Linked DNA regions of Homo sapiens: region 1 is linked to region 2. Evidence: read pairs that join two places in POLR2A ChIA-PET (ENCODE). Cell type or tissue: B cell. All regions are shown on one strand. Links, peaks and the distances in the headings refer to the core of each region. The heading gives the core; the rest is flanking DNA.

The links. Peaks named below come from ENCODE experiments on the same cell type or tissue, not always from the same donor. Only the 100,000 strongest peaks of a DNase experiment are listed, where the experiment ranks them.
Region 1: POLR2A ChIA-PET joins it to region 2 with 10 read pairs; 21 of 35 experiments call an interaction of 5 or more read pairs at or near these places.

Annotation. Positions count from the first base shown.
Region 1 is chr1:32,311,575-32,319,900 of GRCh38, reverse strand. HDAC1 (histone deacetylase 1) reads right to left here. Exons shown (of 14, transcript NM_004964.3): 3 at 3,119-3,236. Among named protein-coding and RNA genes, the nearest start is that of MARCKSL1, 20 kb to the left of the region's middle. In B cell, for the core only: a CTCF peak has its summit at 3,253 (motif pointing right); DNase peaks (open chromatin) are centred at 2,880 and 3,270; H3K4me3 peaks cover 1,454 bases; H3K27ac peaks cover 4,404 bases.
Region 2 is chr1:32,235,700-32,244,025 of GRCh38, reverse strand. It overlaps a transcript of EIF3I not described here and the pseudogene MTMR9LP. Among named protein-coding and RNA genes, the nearest start is that of FAM167B, 7.4 kb to the left of the region's middle. RefSeq lists enhancers at 2,204-2,513, 2,924-2,973 and a silencer at 2,654-2,803. In B cell, for the core only: a CTCF peak has its summit at 3,373; DNase peaks (open chromatin) are centred at 1,385, 2,765 and 3,375; H3K4me3 peaks cover 1,683 bases; H3K27ac peaks cover 1,646 bases.

The sequences.
Region 1 (8,326 bases), core at 53-8,052, 76 kb before region 2:
CTATGTTGCCCAGGCTGGAGTGTGGTGGCGAAATGAGACCATACCTCAATGCAGCCCTGAACTGGGCTCAAGGGATCCTCCTGCCTCAGGCTCCTGAGTAGCCAGAATCACAGGCATGTGCCACCATACACAACTAATTTTTTATTTTTATTTTTTTAAGATAAAATAAGAGATGGGGGTCTCACTATGCTGCCCAGGCTGGTCTTGAACTCCTGGCCTCAAGCTATCCCTCCTGCCTTGCCCTTCAAAGCACTGGCATTACAGGTGCATGCTACCATGTCCAGCGCCTAGGTTAGATATTGGTACATATTCTAAAAGGGCAAGTTAAGGATTAAGGAATTTGAGGCTGCAGTGAGCTATGATCTTGCCACTGTACTGTACCCTGGATGACAAAGCAAGACCCCATCTCTAAAAACAAGAATAAAAATAAAAATAATTCTTTTTTTAAAAAGGGCTCATTACTGTCTTGGTAGATACCCCAGGTTATAAAGCACTGTGTTAAGTGACATCTAAAGTCTCTGTCTACTCTGACCCTCCATAACCCTACAAATCAACTCAGTGAGGTACTCTGAAGTTCTTAGAGAGGCTTATTCTTCCTGCCCCCATTTCTGATGACAGAAAAATCCAAGACCTAATTATTTTAATTAGAAAAATTTTTTTTAGAGACCAGGTCTCACTATATTACCCAGACTGGCCTTGAACTCCTGGGCTCAAGAAATCTTCCTGCTTCAGCCTCCTAAGTAGCTGAGACTATAGGCACCCAGACTGAATTTTTTTTTTTTGAGACGGAGTCTCGCTCTGTCGCCCAGGCTGGAGTGCAGTGGCGCGATCTTGGCTCACTGCAACCTCTGCCTCCTGGGTTCAAGCAATTCTCCTGCCTCAGCCTCCTGAGTAGCTGGAATTACAGGCATGTACCACCAAACCAAGCTAATTTTTGTATTTTTAGTAGAGATGGGGTTTCACTATGTTGGCCAGGCTGGTCTCAAACTCCCGACCCCAGGTGATCTGCTTGCCTCAGCCTCCCAAACTGCTGGGATTACAGGCGTAAGCCACCACACCCAGCCAGACTGAATTTTTTAATGTACAACTTTAGAATGCTGGATTCGGAAAAATTGGCGCACCAGAGCAGAACCTGCACACTCCTCAGGGCATAGCATTTTGTCTGCCTTGATAAGTTTGTAAATAATAAAAATAGTAAGTCATAATAGCAAAAGTGATTATGCAATAGCAAAAATAGCAAAAGCAATTCATTGAGGGTAGACATATTATATATATTTAAATATATTATCTTCACTTATTCCCCCATCCTTGACTATGAAATAGGCACTAATGTCTTTTTTTTTTTGGTCTCGCTCTGTTGCCCAGGCTGGAGTGCAGTAGTACAATCATGGCTCACTGCAGCCTCGACCTTCCAGGCTCAAAAGATCCTCCCTCCTCAACCTCCTGAGTAGCTGGGACCACAGGTGTGCACCGCCATGCCCAGCTAATTTTTTTATTTTTTTGTAGAGATGAGGGTCTCACTATGTTGCCCAGGCTGGTCTCAAACTCCTGGCTGGGCTCAAGCAATCCTCCCACCTTGGGCTCCCAAAGTGCTAGGATTACAGGCATGAACCGCTGTGCCTGTCCTGTCTTCCTCTTAAAGAGGGAAAACAGGTCGGGCACAGTGGCTCAGGCCTATAATCCCAGCACTTGGGGAAGCCGAGGCTGGCATATCACCTGAGGTCGGGAGTTTGAGACCAGCCTGACTAACATGGAGAAACCTAAAAATACAAAATTAGCCGGGCGTGGTGGCACATCCCTGTAATCCCAGCTACTCAGGAGGCTGAGGCAGGATAATCGCTTGAAGCCGGGAGACGGAGGTTGTGGTGAGTAGAGATCGCCCCATTGCACTCCAGCCTGGGCAACAAGAGCGAAACTCTGTCTCAAAAAAAAGTGGCAGGGGCGGGAAATAACACCAGAGGGGCTAGGAAACCAAGGATTCAAACTAAGACATGAAAGCTTATTTTCTTACTTTAATAGCAAGTTGCTCCTCTAGTGAGAGCCCACTGTGCTGAGAGTAGAGCCTGATCCTTGGCCTAAATGGGTTATGGAAACCTCTAAAGCCATCTACAGGAAAGGCATGAATTTGCCTCATCTTGGAGGGAAATAAGACCCTGCAATTCAGAGAGCAAACACCTCACTCACAGCAGCTGGCAGCTCCTGGAGTTGTCGGTAGCAAAGAAGCTTAATGCTTCAAGGAAGGTCTCTGTGGTTCTGCCATCAATACCACTGTACAGTTATTATTAGTTGTAATAATAGTTATAAATAACTTTCTTCCTTGGGAGTAAGACTACCTTGTGGTCAGCAGCAACAAACAAGTGCCGCATATTTTCTGACACTTCCATATAAGCTGTCATAAGTTAATCAAAACTTCTTCTGGACAGTGCTGTTATACTATATGAAGTCTTAGGTGCTAAGAGATAATTTCTAAAATAACACAAGGGGGAAGTCAGGTATGATAGTTTTGTCCCAAATTTGAATACTTTTTTTTTCCCCCTCACAGCTAAAATAATTCCCACGATTCCTACAAACTAAGCGTGGCTTCCAAGATGGGACCTGCTCTGAAGTTCAAGTCCAAGGGATCAGGGGCAGCATCACCTCATCTCAAAGATTACACCATCTAGAATCTGTCCTGAGTGGCCTCTAAATTCTCAATTAATACCCACTAAGTCAAAACAGTTACAGTTGGACAGAAATCAGAGATCATGTGGCCCAGCCCACTTTACAAAAGAAGAATCTGAGGGGAAGTGACTTGCCCACTCAGCTGAGAGTTAGAGTTAAATTTTACTGTATCTATTGTCTCCCCGTCCCAGGTCAGTGCTTTTTCCACTACAATAATTACAGTACTCTTGGGACAGTGTTGTGAACATAACCAGAAAAAGTACTACCTCTATCGTTTACAAATCAGGAAACATGAAAAATCCGACTTGAGGGGAAAAAGCACTCTGGCACCTTTAGGAGGTAGGGGAAATCAGGTGTCCACTGAATGGGAGGTGCGAGGACGGCAGAATGGGCCTCTACAGTGGAAAGGGAGATGCAACTGGCGGCTTCAGAGTGTGAGGGAACAGAATGGACTTACATCTCTGCATCTGCTTGCTGTACTCCGACATGTTATCTGGACGGATGGAGCGCAAGAATTTAATGTAGTCATCGCTGTGGTACTTGGTCATCTCCTCAGCATTGGCTTTGTGAGGGCGCTAGAGGGCAGAAGGGAGAAAGGGCAAGTTATTTTTGACCACGGCCAGTCCAGTCAATCTAGTTTGAATATTTATATTTCCTGCGCAGCATGGAGCTAGGTGCTATAAAGAATAAAAAGAAATAACTGGTTAGATTCAGGCTTCAAGAAATTTACAATCTAACTAGGCAAACAAGATTATCAAAGGAGACAGAGTATCAGAAGACCTACAGCAGCTCAAGCTCTGTTGCTTAGGCAAGTTACTGTCTCTTGAACCTCCATTTCCTCATTTACTAAACAGGGACAACATAGACCACACAGGGAAGTTGAGAGAATTGGAAGAGGTTGTTAAATCTCTTTGTAAACTGTAAGGTGCTTTACAAAATTATTACTTTTTTTTTTTGAGACGGAGTCTCGCTCTGTCTCCCAGGCTAGAGTGCAGTGGCGCAATCTCGGCTCACTGCAAGCTCCGCCTCCCGGCTTCACGCCATTCTCCTGCCTCAGCCTTCCAAGTAGCTGGGACTACAGACGCCCACCACCACGCCCGGCTAATTTTTTTTGTATTTTTAGTAGAGACAGGGTTTCACCGTGTTAGCTAGGATGGTCTTGATCTCCTGACCTCGTGATCCGCCCGCCTCGGCCTTCCAAAGTGCTGAGATTACAGGCATGAGCCACCAAGCCCGACCTTTTTTTTCGTTTTTTTTTGTTTGTTTGTTTGTTTTGAGGCGGAGTCTCACTCTGTCACCCAGGCTGGAGTGCAATGGCATGATCTCGACTCACTGCAACCTTCGCCTCCTGGGTTCAAGCGATTCTCCTGCCTCAGCCTCCCGAGTAGTTGGGATTACAGGCGCCCACCACGACGCTGGCTAATTTTTGTATTTTTAGTAGAGATGGGGTTTTACCATGTTGGTCAGGATGGTCTCGAACTCCTGACCTCAGGTGATCCGCCCTCCTCGGCCTCCCAAAGTGCTGGATTACAGGCATGAGCCACTGCGCCCGGCCTACAAAATTATTACTTATTATTATATAAAACTGGCCGAGTGCAGTGGCTCACGCCTGTAATCCCAGCACTTTGGGAGGCTGAGGCGGGTGGATCACCTGAGGTTAGAAGTTCGAGACCATCCTGACCAATATGATGAAATCTGGTCTCTACTAAAAATACAAAAATTAGCTGGACGTGGTGGCATGCACCTGTAATCCCAACTACTCAGGAGGCTGAGACAGGAGAATCGCTTGAACCTGGGAGGTGGAGGTTGCAGTGAGCTGAGATTGTGCCACTGCACTCCATCCTGGGCAACAAGAGTGAAACTTCCTCTCAAAAAAATAAATTAAAAAAAATATATATGTATATATACGTATTATAAAATTATGGACAAAATGGCTCCAAGAGTTCACGAAAAAAGGGTATCTAATGAAAACTGAAACAGATGGGAAATCCTTTATAAGTCATCACATCAACAATTTTGATCACATCCTCCCCACTAACACTTCCTTGACAAGCTAATTTCCTGGTTATCCCAACATTCTGACTCCTCCTTCCCTTTTTAAAATTATTTCCTTTTCCTCCCATCCCTTAAAGGTAGGTCTTCTTCAAACATGACCCTCTGCCTCTCTAATTACCAATACAACAAAAGTCCTCACTTAATGTCATCCACAGGTTCTTGGAAATTGTGACTATAGGCAAAACAATGTATAAAGAAACCAATTTTACCATAGGCTAATTGATATAAACAAGAACTTAAGCTCCTACAGCATATTTCTGTCACAAAAACATCACTAAAATTCTAAATAAAGACCCAAAACACTTCAAACATCAAATACTGAAATAAATGTGAAATATCCCTTTTTTTTTTTTTTTTTTGAGACGGAGTCTCGCTCTGTCGCCCAGGCTGGAGTGCAGTGGCGCGATCTCGGCTCACTGCAAGCTCTGTCTCCCAGGTTCACACCATTCTCCTGCCTCAGCCTCCCAAGTAGCTGGGACTACAGGCGCCCGCCATCACACCTGGCTAATTTTTTGTACATTTAGTAGAGATGGGGTTTCACCATGTTAGCCAGGATGGTCTCGATCTCCTGACCTCGTGATCCACCCGCCTCGGCCTCCCAAAGTGCTGGGATTACAGGCATGAGCCACCTTGCCCGGCGAAATATCTCTATATTTAAGAAATATTTATAAAAATAAGGAAGATCATTATTGGGCTGGGTGCAGTGGCTCATGCCTAAAATCCCAGTACTTCGGGAGGCTGAGGCAGGTGGATCACTTGAACCCAGGAGTTTGAGACCAGCCTGGGCAACGTGGTGAAACCCTGTCTCTACAAAAATATAAAAAATTAGCTGGCTGTGGTGGCACTTGCCTATAGTCCTAACTACTCAAGAGGCTAAGGTGGGAGGATCACCTGAGCCCAGGGAAGTCCAGGCTGCAGTGAGCTGTGATCTTGCCACTGCACTACAGTCTGGGCAACAGAGCAAGACCCCGTCTCAAAAAATATATACATTATTATTTACCCAATTTTTGGTGAATCAGTGAGTGATGGCGGTTGTTGTGGTGGTGGGTTAAATCAAATAATAAATGTATGCAAAGTTAAAATTGCAAGGAGAACCTTCTACCATCATGCAGTTCAAAAACGAACAATAACAAATATGGCAGGCTCGCTGAGTGTTTCTGTATCACATCTTTTATTGTTGTGCATCTGTATGATTATTGTCTACTTTATGAATTTTTACTTGACAATAATTTGAATTCAATCATTCATTTCCAAGGGTGGCCAGAGCCTGTCCCGCAGCTCAACACAAGGAACCAACCTTGGACAGGACGCCATTCCATCACAGGGTGCACTCACACCCATATCCACACTTGCTCAGACTAGGACCATGGAAACATGCCAACTCACCTCACATGCACATCTTTGGGATGTGGGAGAAAAATGGAGTACCCGGAGAAAACCTACACAGACATGGGGAGAATATGCAAACACCATACAGATAGTGGCCATGCCAGGAATCAGTTATTTTTCTCCTCAACGTTATAACTAAATGATGCTGAGCGAAGTGATGTTATTTGAGAACCTGCCATATTTTCTGCAGTTTATAAAGCATTTTCAATACACAGCCAACATTTATTGTTTCCTCTGTGACAGTCACTCTTTCAGGCACTTTAAACGCTATCTCATATGATTCTTACAACAACCTTTTAAAGATCTAAGCCCTGGAGGATCGCTTGAGCCTAGGACTTCAAGGCTAGCCTGGACAACATAGTGAGACCCTGTCTTTTTCTCTTTTTTAAAATAATTATCGGGGCCAGGCGCAGTGGCTCACACCTGTAATCCCAGCACTTTGGGAGGCCGAGGTGGGTGGCTCACCTGAGGCCAGGAGTTCAAGACCACCCTGGCCAACACAGCGAAACCCCATCTCCAATAAAAATACAAAAATTAGCCGGGCGTCATGGCAGGTGCCTGGAATCCCAGCTACTCAGGAGGCTGAGGCAGGAGAATTGCTTGAACTCGGAGGCAGAGGCTGCATTGAGCTGAGATCATGCCACTGCGTTCCAGCCTGGGCAACAAAGCGAGACTCCATCTCAAATAAATAAATAAATAAATAAATAAATAAAATAAAATAAGTTATTGGGCAATCTCTCCAGGCCAGAATGTGTTCAGATTCCTAAGACCCCATCTCTGAAAAACAAAACAAAACAAAAAAACACCTTTTAAAGTTCATGGCCAGGTGCGGTGGCTCACGCCTATAATCCCAGCATTTTGGGAGGCCGAGGTGGGAGGATTGCTTGAGGCCAGGAGTTTCAAACCAGTCTGGCCAACATGGCGAAATCCCATCTCTGCAAAAAATACAAAAATTAGCTGGGCGTGGTGGCAGGCTCCTGTAATCCCAGCTACTCAGGAGGCTGCAGCATGAGAATCACTTGAACTTAGGAGGCAGAGGTTGCAGTGAGCCCAGATTGTGCCACTGCACTCCAGCCTGGGCGACAGAGCGAGACTCTGTCTCAAAAAACAAGCAAACAAACAAAAAAAAGTTCATAGCCAGGCACAGTGGCTCACGCCTGTAATCCCAGCACTTTGAGAGGCTGAGCGGGGCAGATCACTTGAAGTCAGGAGTTCGAGACCAGTCTGGCTAACATGGTAAAACCCCATCTCTACTAAAAATATAAAAAATTAGCTGAGTGTGGTGGCGGGCGCCTGTAAACCCAGCTACTCGGGAGGCTGAGGCAAAGCATCGCTTAAATCCAGGAGGCAGAGGTTGCAGTGAGCTTAGGTCATGCCACTGCACTCCAGCCTGGGCAACAGAGTGAAACTACATCACAAAGAAAAAATAAAAATAAAAAATTCATACTATTATTATCCTTATTTCACAGGGAGGAAACTATAGAAGAGAGAGGTTAAGTAATTTGCCTGGGGTTACACAGCTGGTAAACTGGAAGGAATCCAGAGATCTGGCTCTGGGTACTTTGACTCTCTCATTTAATCCTCACTTAATTTAATGAGGCATAATAAGACTGAACGACAGATACTGTTTTATCAAAAACAGCCATAGTGAAGCCAGATGCAGTGGCATGCACCGTAGTCCCAGCTGCTCAGGAATCTAAGATGTAAGGATCACTTGAGCCCAGGAGTTCAAGGCCAGCCTGGGCAAACACAGTGAGACCCTGTTTCTAAAAAGGCAAACCAAAACACCCACAGTGAAAGAAAAAAGACTTAGCTCCAAATACCAAGTTGTTTTTTTACTATACTAAGCCCTTTACTCTCTTCCTAATGTCATCAAAACTTTGGTCTGGCTATCCCTTCTACACAGATGACTGCACAAACTCCATTTTGATCTTAGTTCTGAGCTCCAGATTCACAGTTCAAATAGCTTCTCAGTCTGCTCCACCCACAAACCCTAAAGGCACTTCAAATTCAACTGGACTCAACAATTTGTTGTTGAGAGCCTAGAAGCACTCAAATTCCACTTAACTTCCAAAAGTTCTCTTTCATTATTTTTGTTAATGATACCAACATCCACTCAGGCTGAAAACCTAAGTGTCATTTTAAACTCTGTCCTTTTTTGCCTTCCTGTTTCAATCCATTGCCAATCTCTCTCATTATGCCTCCATAATATTGATTGCAT
Region 2 (8,326 bases), core at 225-8,224:
CAGTGGTGCAATCTCAGCTCACTGCAACCCCCACCTCCCAGGCTCAAGTGATCCTCCCACCTCAGCCTCCCAAGTAGCTGGGACCACAGGCCCATGCCACACCTGGCTAATTTTTTGTGTTTTTGGTAGAGTTGGGGTTTCACCATGTTGCCCAGGCTGGTCTCAAACTCCTGGGCTCAAGTGATCCTCCTGCCTCGGTCTCCCAAAGTGCTAGGATTATGGCCATGAGCCACCACTCCTCTCCCTATTCCTCTATTCTTTTTCTTTCTTTTTTCTTTTCTTTTTTTTTTTTTTTTTGATACAAGTCTCACTCTATTGCCCAAGCTAGAGTGCAGTGGCGTGATCTCAGCTCACTGCAACATCCACCTCCTGGGTTCAAGCAATTCTCCTGCCTCAGCCTCCCAAGTAGCTAGGACTACAGGTGCGAGCCACCATGCCTGACAAATTTTTCTATTTTTAGTAGAGACAGGGTTTCACCATATTGGCCACGCTGGTCTTGAACTCCTGACCTCAAGTGATCCGCCTGCCTTGGACTCCCAAAGTGCTGGGATTACAGGAGTGAGCCAACTCGCTTGGCTTTTTTTTTTTTTTTTTTTTTTGAGGCAGAGTCTTGCTCTGTTGCCCAGGCTAGAGTGCAGTGGTGCGATCTCAGCTCACTGCAGCCTCCGTTTCTCGGGTTCAAGGGACTCTCCTGCCTCAGCTTCCCGAGTAGCTGGGACTACAAGCACATACCACCATGCCTGGCTAATTTTTGTATTTTTAGTAGAGACCAGATTTAGCCATGTTGGCCAGGCTGTTCTTGAACTTCTGGCCTCAAGGTATCCACCCACCTCAGCCTCCCAAAGGGTTGGGATTACAGGGGTAAGCCACCGCACCCAGCCCTATTCCTTTATTCTCAATTAAAAAGAAAGAAAGAAAATAAATAAATAAATAAATAAATAAAATAAGCTGGGCATGGTGGCTCATGCCTGTAATCCCAGCACTTTGGGAGGCCATGCAGCAGGAGCATTGCTTGAGGCTTGGAGTTGAAGACCAGCCTGGGCAAAACAGGGAGACCCCCATCTCCACAAAAATATTTACAAAAGAAAAAGAAGACGGATGGATGAATAGATGGGTCCTGTGGTAAATCAGCTCAGCTCTCGTCCTGCAATTTTACCAGCTTAATTGTGTCTCTTGCCAGACTGAAAACCCTGTGAACAGAATCTTCCCCAGTCATCCCTGGGCCCCAGCACCAAACACAGGGCCCAGCTAACTCACTGTACAGGTAATACACACTTGCTGAAACGATGGTGGATAGCTGATGGGGTTCTTGAGGTCTGGACTCAGCCAGAAGTGGGCTGCACAGAGGGCGCCCTCAGGCAGGGACTTCCAGCTGCGAGGTCGAGGAGGGACGCCAGCTACACAGCTGCAGCATTTAAGGTGGACCAAAGGATTTCCCCAACCCAAGTTTCTTATGTATGGGAGGAAGTAGGCAGTTCCCAGTTTCACACCCACTTTCCAGCCCTTCCACCAGGGTATGGTGGAAGAGATAGTTATCTTTCTTCCTTTCCTTCCTTCCTTCCTTCCTTCTTTCTTTCCTTCCTTCCTTCCTTCCCTCCCTCCCTCCTTCCTTCCTTTCTTCTTTCTTTTCTCTTTTTTGACGGAGTTTGCTCTTGTTGCCCAGGCTGGAGTGCAATGGCGCTATCTCATCTCACTGCAACCTTGGTCTCCTGGGTTCAAGCGATTCTCCTGCCTCAGCCTCCCGAGTAGCTGGGATTACAGGTGCACGCCACCATGCCTAGTTAGTTTTGTATTTTTAGTGGAGACGGGGTTTCATTATGTTGGCCACGATGGTCTCGATCTCCTGACCTCGTGATCGGCCCGCCTCGGCCTCCCAAAGTGCTGGGATTACAGGTGTGAGCCACCACGCCTGGCCAATTTTTTGTATTTTTAGTAGAAACAGGGTTTCACCATGTTAGCCAGGGTGGTCTCGAACTCCTGACCTCAGGTGATCCGCCCCGCCTCGGTCTCCCAAAGTGTTGGGATTACAGGCCTGAGCCACTGCGCCCAGTCTTTCTTTCTTTTTAAAGTTAGCAGTAGTGCTAGCACCTCAGGGCTTGAAAAAACAAAAATACAAAAATATTGAGTGTCTCCTGCAACCCAGGCACAGGGTTAAGGACTTTAGGCAAGATTATTCTCCCCATTTCACAGACGATGACATGGAGATTTGCTTATAACAGTCTCTGGCCAGGGACCTCGCTAAGAAATATTGGCAATATGAGGGGAAATTCCTGTGAAACTGTGATCCTTTCCTCTGAGGGGCCTCCTTAACAGCTGTCCAGACGGCGTCGCCAGCTGCCCAGGCAGTTCCTATCCCTTTCGGAGCTCCAGCCTGCCCCTCCTGACGCTCTCAGAGTCTGGCCTTCTGCTGGGCCCCGGGTCTCTCACTGGCAGAATGGAGTTCTCGGAGCTGATCCATACGGGCTGAGCCCAAGCAGAGTTTCTACGGGGCCCGGAGGCGCCCCCGCTTCGCGGCACGGTGTGAGTCACCGTCCACCACCTGCTCCTGTCGCCAGGGCCCGCGTCCTCTCCGGACCTGTGGCTGCTGCTGTTGCGTAGCGTCGACTCCTTCGAGAAGCAGTGAGACGTGGCGGGGTGGGGGAGGGTCCCCGGGGTTGGGGAGCGCGCGGCTTGGCGGAGTAGGGGGCACGGCCAGCGCAGTCAGAGCTGGCGCCCTCCTGCGTAAGCCCAATCCGGGAAACTCGTTGCCCCTCTCCTGGGAAAGGAACGTCCCTCCCCAGGGTTGCGAGTGACTCGGGCACCATCACCCTGTGCTGTAAAGACCTGCGAGTGCTGCAGCTGGAAATAGAGGGCGCGGAAGCGACGCTGGGCATCGCCCGCTCCATCGAGGTGTGCCGAGGGAGCTCCCGAGCCCTTTAAGCTCTCCCTGTCTCGCGTAGAGGGGAATAAAAAGGTGCTTCTGTTCAAAGAGGCTCCGCAGCCGCAGCTAAATGGCAGGGGGATGCAGGGTGGTCCGGGGTACTTGGAGAGGCCGAAGCTGAAGCTACAGGACTGAGGGGCTGGAAAGGGCGCGGGCGAGACAATTCCGACCCTCCCCAGAGCCCCTGACTTCCTTCTCCGGACGCTGTCCTCCCTGGAATCAGTCATCACCTCCTTCCCTTTATTCTACCGTCCCAAGGGCCTGAGATTGGGCGACTCCTGGCACTTCCTCCCGCCCGAACTCTACTGCAAGAGAGTAGCTCGCGAAGTGGGCGCGGTCGTAGGGGCCCGGGAAGGTGGAAGCGCCGGGCCTGGAAGAGGCGCGGGGACAGGGCACTCCCTGGGTGCCCTAGACCTGGCCTCTCTCCTCCCTGCGCTGCAGACCAACGCGTGGCGGCTGAGCGAGGTGAACGAGGACTTCAGCTTGTGCCCCAGATACCCCCGTGCGGTGATCGTGCCATACTTGGTGGACGATGATGCCCTGGCGCGCAGCGCCCGCTTCCGTCAGGGAGGTCGCTTCCCGGTGCTCAGCTACCACCCGGCTCCCAGCGGCAGAGGGAGCGCGCCCTCCCCACGCTCCGCCCCTGGGTGGCTGCGTCCTTTCTGGGCCTTTTCTTTTTGGCCCGGTCAATTCGCGGCGTAGCCGCTGCCCCAACTCCTGCCCCATTCTGGTCCCGCCCCTCTCCCGCCTTTTCGCTGGGAAGGGTATCACCTTTCTCTGGCCCCGCCCCTGACGGTTCCGGGCCCCGCGAAGCTTAGTCCCTTCTTTGTCAAGCCAGGACCCGCCCACGGTCTATTCATAGGGTCCCAAACCACTTTGGCCACAACACCCCCAGACTGGTCCGAAGCCTCGTGAGTTCGCCCTGGTCGTTGCACTCCAGCCTGTCGCTGTGCAGACCTGGCTTAGAGGACCCCTAAGGCTGAGGGGTCACTTCCAGAACTGAGTCCGGTCCGCAGGTTCTGCTACGCTCCAGCCAGCCCCTAACTGGTCCCCAGAAGCGGCGCTGCTACAGGGACCAGGAGCTGCTGCGAACTGCGCTGGCGGGGGCTCGTCCTTGGGCGCGGGGCTTCATCATGGACACGCTCTCGGCCCAGGCCGCGAAACAAGCCCGCGTGACTGGCGGAGGCACAGAGACCAAGGCCGCTTAACCTGGCTGGTTGCACTGGTCCCTGGAGAGGTAAGGGGCCTCCCACCCTCTCCCAGGCCCTCTCCTGCAGGGCTCTGTGAATGTACATGTGTGTGAGTATGTGTTGGCGGGAGGCGGGGGGTCCTCCAGGAACCTTGAAGACTCAAGCCTTTCCTGGTGTCATCCCTCCACATGAGCAACCCCACTTGCACACCACCACTGAGAGAGCTCCTTACTCTTTAGGCACCCCAACTTTGCCTGGGAAGAAAAAGCACCTCTTTACATTAAACTGAAATTTGTCTTCCCGGAACAACCTCCCTGCACACACGCACCCCCTCCCTGAGGGCTGCACCTGCACAGATGTGATCTGTTCCCTCTGTCTCCAGGCGATGGCAGTGCCAAGAAGAGGTCCTGAGGGAGTTTTGTGTTTTGAGGAGAGTAGACTGCTTCCCTATCCAAAATACAAAGCTCTGTTTATTCATTTATTTACCCAGCACTGAGCACAGGGGCTGCCACAGTGGCCGGCTCAGACATGGCAGAGATCAGCAGAGAATGGGCAATCAGGCTCCCCTGAGATGAGCAGCAGCGCAGAGGAGGTGCCCCTCTCTTACTACACCAACTTCAGGTAATCAGAGGTTTCCTTGAGAATAGGATGCTTTAGCTGAGACCCAAAAATGGAGGAGTGAGCCAGAAGAAGAAAGACCCTGCATGTGGAGGGAATTGCAAGTGTCCAGGTGCAGAGACAGCCTGGTCATTTGTCCTGTTTGGGGAACTGCCAAGTACAGTAGTCCCCCCTTATCCTCGGGAAGTATGTTCCAAGATCCCCAGTGAATGCCTGAAGCCTCAGATAGTACCAAACCCTACAGACAGTATGTTTTTCCATACCTATGATAAAGTTTAATTTATTTTATTATTTTTATTTATTTTATTTTATTTTTTTGAGACAAGAGTCTCGCTCTGTCACCCAAGCTGGAGTGCAGTGGCGCTATCTTGGCTCACTGCAACCTCCTCCTCCCAGGTTCAAGTGATTCTCCTGCCTCAGCTTCCCAAATAGCCGGGATTACAGGCACCTGCCACCACGCCCAGCTAATTTTTTTTTTTTTTTTGTATTTTATCTTATTTTATTTTATCATAATAATTATTTTTTAAGATGGAGTCTTGCTTTGTTTCCCAGGCTGGAGTGCAGTAGCGTGATCTTGGCTCTCTGCAACCTCCATTTCCTGGGTTCAAGTAACTCTCCCATCTCAGCCTCCCAAGTAGCTGGGACTACATGCACGTGCCACCATGCCTGGCTAATTTTCTTTTCTGTATTTTATTTTATTTTATTATTTTTTGAGACAGAGTCTCACTCTGTCGCCCAGGCTGGAGTGTGATGGTGCGATCTCAGCTCCCTGCAACCTCTGCCTCCCAGATGCAAGCAATTCTCATACCTCAGCCTCCCAAGTAGTTGGGACTACAGGAGCCTGCCACCATGCCCAGCTAATTTTTTTTTTGTATTTTATTTTATTATTATTATTTTTGAGATAGAATCTCTCTTTGTTGCCCAGTCTGGAGTGCAGTGGTGTGATCTTGGCTCACTGCAACCTCCATTCCCCGGGTTCAAGTGATTCTCTCGCCTCAGTCTCCTGAGTAGCTGGGACTACAGGCGCGTGCCACCAGGCCCGGCTAATTTTTGTATTTTTAGCAGAGATGGGGTTTTGCCATGTTGGCCAGGCTAGTCTGGAACTCCTCACCTCAAGTGGTCTGCCCATCTCAGCCTCCCAAAGTGTTGGGATTACAGGCATGAGCCACCACGCCCAGCCTTTTTTTTGTATTTTAGCAGAGATGGGGTTTCATCATGTCACTCAGGGTGGTCTTGAACTCCTGAGCTCGGGCAATCCACCTGCTTCAGTCTCCCAAAGTACTAGGATTACAAGCGTGAGCCACTGCATCCAGCCAAGTTTAATTTATACAGTAAGCACAACAATAACTAATAATAAAGTAGAACAATTACAATAATATGCTATAATAAAAGTTGTATAGGTCAGGTGCTGAGGTAAAAGATAGGTATTTTTGGAGATTTAGAAGATTGTGGCTGGGCACAGTGACTTATGCCTGTCATCTCAGCACTTTGGCAGGCTGAGGAGGGTGGATCCCTTGAGCCCAAGAGTTTGAGACCAGCCTGGGCAACATAGGGAGACCCTGTCTCTGTACAAAATACAAAAATTGGCTGGGTGTGGTGGCTCATGCTGGTAATCCCAGCATTTTGGGAGGCTGAGGCGGGAAGATCACCTGAGGTCAGGAGTTTGAGACCAGCCTGACCAACATGGAGAAACGCCGTCTCTACTAAAAATACAAAATTAGCCGGGCGTGATGGCACATGCCTTTAATCCCAGCTACTCAGGAGACTGAGGCAGGAGAATCGCTTGAACCTGAAAGGCAGAGGTTGCAGTGAGCTGAGATAGCACCATTGCACTCCAGCCTAGGCAACAAGAATGAAACTCCATCTCAAAAAAAAAAAAAAAAAAAAATTAGCTACATGTGGTGGTGCACACCTGTAGTCCCAGCTTCTCAAGAGGCTGAGGTGGATGGCTTGAGCCTGGGAGGCAGAGGTTGCAGTGAGCTGTAATTGTGCCACTGCACTCCAGCCTGGGTGAGAGCAAGATCCTGTCCCAAAATTAGCCAGGCATGGTGGTGTGCTCCTGTAGGCCCAGCTACTCAAGAGGCTGAGGTGGGAGATCACTGGAGCCCCGGGAGGTGGAGGCTGCAGTGAACTGTAATCACACCACTGCACTCGAGGCTGGCTGACAGAATGAGACCCTGTCTCAAAAAAAAAAACAAAAAAAAAATGGCCGGGTGCGGTGGCTCATGCCTGTAATCCTGGCACTTTGGGAGACCAAGGCGGGTGGATCACCTGAGGTCAGGAGTTCGAGACTAGCCTGGCTAACATGGTGAAACCCCACTTCTACTAAAAATACAAAAAATTAGCCAGGTGTGGTGCGGGCCTGTAATCCCAGCTATTTGGGAGGCTGAGGCAGGAGAATCGCTTGAAACTGGGAGGTGGAGGTTGCAGTGAGCCGAGATCACGCCATTACACTCCAGCTTGGGCAACAAGAGTGAAACTCCAAAAAAAAAAAGTTGTATGAGGCCGGGCATGGTAGCTCACGCCTGTAATCCCAGCACTTTGGGAGGCCGAGCTAGGTGGGTCACGAGGTCAGGAGATCGAGACCATCCTGGCTAACATGGTGAAACCCTGTCTCTACTAAAAATACAAAAAAAATTAGCCAGGTGTGGTGACGGGCTCCTGTAGTCCCAGCTACTCAGGAGGCTGAGGCAGGAGAATCGCTTGAACCCAGGAGGCAGAGGTTGCAGTGAGCTGAGATTGCGCCACTGCACTCCAGCCTGGGTGACCTAGAGTGAGACTCAATCTAAAAAAAATAAACAGTTGTATGAATGTGATCTCTTTCTTAAAATATCTTATTGTACTATACTCACCCTTCTTGTGATGATGTGAGATGCTTAAATGCCCATGTGATGAGATGTGGTGAATGACATAGGCCTTGTAATGCAGCCTTAGGCTCCTACTGACCTTGAACACAAGCCCACTGCAGTACTGCCACAGTCACTCTGATAACCAAGACAGCTACTAAGTGACTAATGGGCAGACAGTGTGTGCAGCATGGATATGCTGGACAAAGGGATGACTCCTATCCAGCGAGACAGAGCAGGGTGACTCAAGATTTCGTCACAACATTCAGAAGGGCTTACAATTTAAAACTTATGAATTGTTTATTTCTGGAATTTTCCATTTAATATTTTCAGGCCACAGTTGACCATGGGTAACTGAAACCTCAGAAAGTGAAACCATGGATGGGGTCAACTAATGTCCTTTGGTATGGTGGGAGTGTCGAGTATGAAATGGGAGGACAGATGAGGCTACAGATAAGCTTAGACTTTATCCTCAAGGCAGTGGGCAGCCACTGAAGGCTTTTAAACAGAGCTGAGAAGTCGCTGTTAGATTTTCTGGCAGGAGGTCACCAGTAACCTTGAACAGAGCAGTTTCTGGGAGGTAGGAGCAGATGCAGAATTCCAAGAGAACTGTGTTTTTCTTGTCAGACCGGGGCTCCCCAGGGAATGCTATGTTGCTCCCATCAGACTGGTGTACATCAAGGGTGTTGTGATACTTCCATCAAATTGGTGGTTTCCCAGGACATTGTGTGTTTCCCCAGAGGGCTATGTGA